2 separate regions of the Homo sapiens genome follow, and region 2 is linked to region 1. The links are chromatin contacts, found by Hi-C or POLR2A ChIA-PET in ENCODE. All regions are on one chromosome and are shown on one strand. Each heading gives the region's core, a stretch centred on a gene start or an enhancer-like site at or near the end of the contact. The rest is flanking DNA. Distances are from core to core; before and after follow the strand shown. Region 1 overlaps BACH2 (BACH transcriptional regulator 2). Region 2 overlaps BACH2 (BACH transcriptional regulator 2).

Region 1 (2,864 bases), core at 313-2,812:
GAGGTACTGTGTGATGATGCATTATAGACATTCTTGGTACATGCAAGCTGGTATTTCTTGTATCTGGGGTACTGCGTTAACGCGTCCTTTTCTGAGCTCTCCTTGGTGTCTGTGGGCACGTCAGGCTCGGGCAGCAGGGCTTCTTCCTTCTCTGCTACGGGGATGGCGGCGGCCTCAAAGCTGATGGGCTCTGGAAGCATCTGGTCCCTGGGGCAAGCCATCTTGGCCGTCTCTGAATCCATCGTCTCCTCCTCTTCATCCTCCTCCTCTCCTGCAGAGTTCTCGCAGTCCTCGTGTGGGCGCTGGCACGCAGCATCCTTCCGGCACACAAACAGGCCATCCTCACTGTTCAGGAGCTGGGTCTGCAGGAAGCTGAAGCAGGAGTCCTCCAGGTTGTGCATGCGCAGGAACTCAGCACAGCGGATGACCTCGCGGATGTTTTCTCTGCTGAGTAACAGCTTGGCAGTGTAGGCAAACTGTAACAGCGGCCCAAAGCCCCTGGCTGTGACCTGCAAAACAAACAGGGAAATCGCCAACATTACCATCAGCACTGCTATTGTCCCGAATCCCTCAACTGAAGCAAGATAACCAGACAGTGCTAATGTCCCAGAATAAAGACTGCAAAGGGGCAGTTAATCTTGTAGTACTGGGTCAGCAATGATTCTGCTTCCAATAATTAGTGCCTGTCTCGTGCATGCCACTGTTGTACTCCATCACAGCACAGGCAGAATTGAAAATCACCAGGGTCAAGTGGCTAAACAAGATGACAACGGGTTCAGTGTTTACACTAATGAAATATCCTGGCAAAAATGCACGGTGACAATGGGGAGCCTATTAATTTCCCTCCCAATCAGTCCTGTTGAGAGCCATTCTACACGAGGGGGGAGTGTTGTGACACTTCTTGCAGCTTGCTGGAGCCCAAGAGAGCCTTAACGTTTTCTTGTCAACCACAAAAATGGCAATGTGACCCTGCAAAAAACTAACTCCAGGGAGTTGTAAAAATAGGTTTTCCTCACTTACAATGTTAAAAGAGACATTAAAACAACTCCTGTTTTGCTCATCCATCACAGTTTCTACTTGAGACTTTCGGTCATCATGTCTACCTGATCTTATGATGATGATGATCTCATTATCTCACCAGAGATGACAACAATCAAAAGTGGTGTGCTCAAGATGAAATCAACCCCTGGCCCATAATGAATGGGGGTTGCAGAGTTAAACAAACCGGCTCTCATTTAAATGGTTGAAGCTGCTGAGTGGCACAGGGTATGGGCTATTCCTTCCCTAATTATTAGCAGCAGCTTTGCCATGCAGCTGTCTTTTTTTCCTGGTAAATCTTCAGGGGCTAAGCCTACTGTCATTTGCTGCTTATCTGTTATATTTTACAAAGATTGAAAGTGTGCTATTTATGCACAGCTTGCATATGCACACAAACACGTGTGTGCCCACACGCATGCCTGCTCACACACAATGACTTAGACAATTAAGAATATGTTGCCTAAGGCCAATTGTTTTTTCAGATGGAAATGGATTAAACTTGCTGGTGTTCATCAGGGTAAGCTTCCTTACCCTGCACATAAAACCACACATCCTCTAGGTTCTTGCAAGCACTGCTGACCACACAGGAAGGTGACGCATGTCTACAAATCCTGTACAAATCAAATGAAAGCAGCAATCATGGGGTCCTTGCTAGAGGCTATGGTAGCAGTGATACAAAATTTTAGCGGGGGGAGTGAGTGCACAGCAAGGTGAACTGGTAAACTTTGTAGCTGACTTCTGTGTGTATTAAACTCACCGCAGCATACAGAGCCAAAATTCTTGCAAGGACCTGTAATTGATGTTCAAGATTCAACCTGGACATTCACTCCTTTGGGAGTGCTCTCCAGTCCTCTTAGAGAGAATGAATGACATTGTCCTCTCAGCTCTCATAGCCAGATGAGGAGACGTGCTGGATTCTCCAGGGCAGCACTGATTTCATATCATTGCATTCTTTCCAGTAACGGAAATTTCTTAGACATGTAACTGAACGGGATTTTAATTGTTAATCTTTTTAAAGTACTCAAGTAAGATTCCACATTAAATTTTTCTGTCAGATGATGAGTCCAGAGATATTTGGTTAAAAAAACAAAACAAAAAGCCATGACTGCTAGACCCACATTATAAATTCTATATGGGCAATCAGTGCCATCTCCCTTTTATTATACCTAATTGTGCCTGTTTCTACCATAAGACAGCAAGCTCCTTCAGATCAGGAATGGTTTTGTCTGTCTTTGTAACCTTGCATCTAATCTAACCTGGGGTCTCTCACATGGTAAATACTTGTTAAAAGCTTGTATGTTACCAAATATGTCATGAGTCAAACTGTGTCCTAACATACTACTACTGTGTATGCAAGGTGACAACACAGTATGTTTAGAGAGTGTTGTCTCAAGTTACTTTTGGAGCAAGGCATCATGTAAACCAACTAACTGAACCGATCAACTGATCAAAGGCAGGCAGGCAAGGGTCTTTGTTTGCCCCGTGTCACAGTACCAGTATTAAAAAGGAGGTCTGACCGACACTTTTGTATCCTGCTAAGCTGACATGGTAATAGGTTCAGCAAATGTAGTACTGACAATACATCTGTTTTATGTCCTTTTCTTCCAAGAATCTTTAAAAGAAAGTAAAAAAGCAAGGAAATGTGTATTTATAGGTAACTGAAGAAGATGACAAGAATGTCACATGACCTATTCCTTTACTGCCACATGGCTCCACCACAAAGAAAGAAATGGTGAAATCAATGCAGAGTTGACCCCTGCCCTCGTAATGATCCTATGCTCCTCTGTAATGTGCCAGTTGCCAAAAGGGTGGATAAGACACTTCTT
Region 2 (2,834 bases), core at 108-2,607, 46 kb after region 1:
ATGACATTTAATAGCTGTCCTTTATAAAACAGAAGATAAAATGAAATAGGTATTTCTTCAACAAGCTGGAGGCCTGTAATTGTGACCTTCTGTATCCTTCCTTTGGTTTTCTTCTAAGCCCAGGAATCTTTCATTGGCTAAATCCCAGCATTTTTTTTTTTCCTCCCTTGGCCAACTTTTGGCCTTGCTTGGGAACAGCTGCCAGTATTTCTCTTTGCTGCCAGTCAGTCAAAAATGTGCTCACGTTGGAGGCCTGGCTCCATCCCACCCAGGGTGTGGAATGCATTAACTTTTTCACAAACAGCCTTCGCCAGGCTGCACACGAAAGTCCATCTCAGCAAAGCTCACCGCATTACTAGCTGGCTTGGAGGTGATGCCAATGTCAGTTACAGAGACTGTCAACATATTTTAGGAGTCTATGGCAAAGTGATGAATTTTACTATGTGTACCAAATTAATGGCAAAAAAGAACACTTCCGAGATCCTAGGAAACCAAAAGTGTTATTATTTAATTGCTTCTCCACTCCTCAAAGCAAAACAAGCCAATTCTTTTCTAGCCTGCAATTTGGTTCAGAACCCAAACAAACAAGAAAATAAAAGTATTAACTGATTAGTGCCCACAATTTTATTCTATTTTCTTTGTGCTTTTAAGAACAGCCTTCTTTCTTTTTTCCCTTTTTTTTTTTAACTGACCACCATGCATCACTCCAATGCCTGGGTATGATCCATTTTATTAAAAAATTCCTGAATCAATTTCCTGGCTTACAGCTTATCCAACCAAGATTCCAGGTGTTCTCACCATAAGAAGGGCCTCTTTCAAAAGCTGTCTGCTTTTATAACTGCACACCCACCAGAAATGTCATGAACACCCCAACAATGGAGTTGAAACCTGAAGACATTGGGTGACATTCCAAATTTTTGAATGGAATGCGAATCCATTAAGATTATTAGGTAACTTTATTGATATCCTCAGATTTGTGCCAAATGTTAAAGCTGCCAAAGAAAAGACAGAACAAAAACTGACTCTTGGATTCTAACTCTGAGTATTTTGGTGTGGAAACTGTGTTTTCTTGTAACTCACTTAAAAAACACACCGTGCTTTCACTGTTTAACTGCAATCTCAGTTTTCAGGAAGCAAGAGAAATGAGATACATAATCAATGTTTGCCTTCTATTCAGCTTTCAGCCTAAATGATCCTGCACTTGTATTGGCAAATGAGGACAGGTATTAACAGCGAACAGGAAACCTATTCTAAGAAGGACTGGCTCAAGTGAAGCACCACTGCATCGTGAGTGACTCAACCATCTACTCAAAGAGTGATTACTCTGCAAGGATGAAGCCATGCTAATTGGACAATGGCTTGCTGCCAGTTCGTGCTGGCGTGACCTACAATACCCTTGGCTGACAGCCATGATGTCTCTTTGTCACACCTTTTTTTTTTTTTTTCCAAGGGTGTAGGGTGTAATCTGGATGGGAAGTAGAAATAATTTTGAAAAACTCTCACAAGTGCTATTTAAATTCTTATCATAAATTAAAAAGTTTAATTAAGTACCTTGGTAAAGGCCCGGGTTCTATGATTAACTACGACAAAATAATAGTTATGATGACTGATCAAGTGAGGAACTTTATAGCTCTGAACTTTGTCTTTAAAGCTATTATTAATTTTAATTGAAATAGCTAAGAGACTCCATAATGGGAGAAAGAAAGAAACATGAAGGATATTTTGTTCATATACAGAGGAGTTTAAAAATGAATAGATACGCCGGTAACTATTTTAAAAAAATTGATGCAAACAAGTTTACTTTCAGAGGCCTTGTCATAAATCTATTTCAAAATGTTGATTATTGTGGTCATCCTACATCAGATAGGGATAAATAGACATAGTGAAAAGAAATCTTAAAAACGGCTTTGAAATCAGGTCACTTAAAATGATTTTTAGATATGTCTTAGGTTTTTGTCTACTCAACTCCTACTACTATGCCAAAAGAGGAACACATTTCTGCATAAGTTTCTTTAAATAGGCTTACTGGCCTCAGGATTTAAAAAATGTAAGAGGTTTGGAAACAGCTTATGTGTCTCAGTTTTAAAATTAGCTATTGCTGTGGCTATTTTCACACTAGATTTCCCTCCCTCTGTATCAGCACCACAGCCTCCAGGGCTGGAGTCACAATAGTATTAGCTCCCCTTTCTGTGGCGCTGCCTTACCGCAACTCCATCCGAGACTGAGGACCACATTTCAGGGCTAGCAGTCACCTCTGCGTTACTATAAATAAGTTCTGCCTTTAGGCATTTCAAAATTATCAGTATGATTCTAGGACTTGAAAACTTCTCATTTGCCAGCAAGTAGTTACCTGAAATATTTTGACTTCTTATTTATTTGCTTTTTTTTCATCTGCTGCCAAGTCTTACTAACGCAACTTGGAAAATTGCACCACAGCTTTTAATGAGGATTCTGAGGTAACAGCCATTTCATCAGAGAAGACTGTTCTTTCCTTTTAGGGGAATAATAACACCTACTGTTTCTATAGCACCATCCTTCCAAGAAGTTTAACACATCACATTTCATTTATCTGAACAGCGGCCCTGCAAGTCAAACTGGTAACTAGCATTGTTACTCCTTGTACACTCATATTGAAATTGAGGTCATTAAATGTGAACTAATTTTCTCAAAATCTTAACACCTTCTGACATGGTTAAAGAGCCATGATCCGCCTATGTTCTAGGTGATCAGATAGCCCAGAAGTCTCTTTCCGCTCTTTAGCTGTCATCTCCTGTGAATGCCTGTAAGGAAGGCCCTTTCTGAAAAGTCAGGGAAAAGTCATAAAAGTGGGAGAA

Evidence for each region. A loop is a pair of places that touch in the nucleus more often than their neighbours do. ChIA-PET counts read pairs that join two places held with the same protein, here RNA polymerase II (POLR2A). Pooled maps may share reads with other maps.
Region 2: a pooled map shows a loop between it and region 1 (5-fold over the local background). The contact joins two enhancer-like sites. A Hi-C loop is called at or near these places in 1 of 168 maps with a recorded cell type or tissue (CD4-positive, alpha-beta T cell) and 9 of 50 pooled maps. POLR2A ChIA-PET finds 5 or more read pairs at or near these places in 4 of 52 experiments (OCI-LY7, activated B cell, activated CD4-positive, alpha-beta T cell and 1 more).

Annotation. Positions count from the first base shown.
Region 1 is chr6:89,951,354-89,954,217 of GRCh38, forward strand. BACH2 (BACH transcriptional regulator 2) reads right to left here. Exons shown (of 9, transcript NM_021813.4): 7 at 1-509. Among named protein-coding and RNA genes, the nearest start is that of GJA10, 58 kb to the left of the region's middle. Within about 2 kb of position 1,563, at least 6 of the 41 ENCODE cell types and tissues checked have a DNase peak (open chromatin) inside an H3K27ac peak, as active enhancers do.
Region 2 is chr6:89,998,019-90,000,852 of GRCh38, forward strand. The region is part of intron 6 of BACH2 (BACH transcriptional regulator 2); the gene reads right to left. Among named protein-coding and RNA genes, the nearest start is that of GJA10, 100 kb to the left of the region's middle. Within about 2 kb of position 1,358, at least 3 of the 41 ENCODE cell types and tissues checked have a DNase peak (open chromatin) inside an H3K27ac peak, as active enhancers do.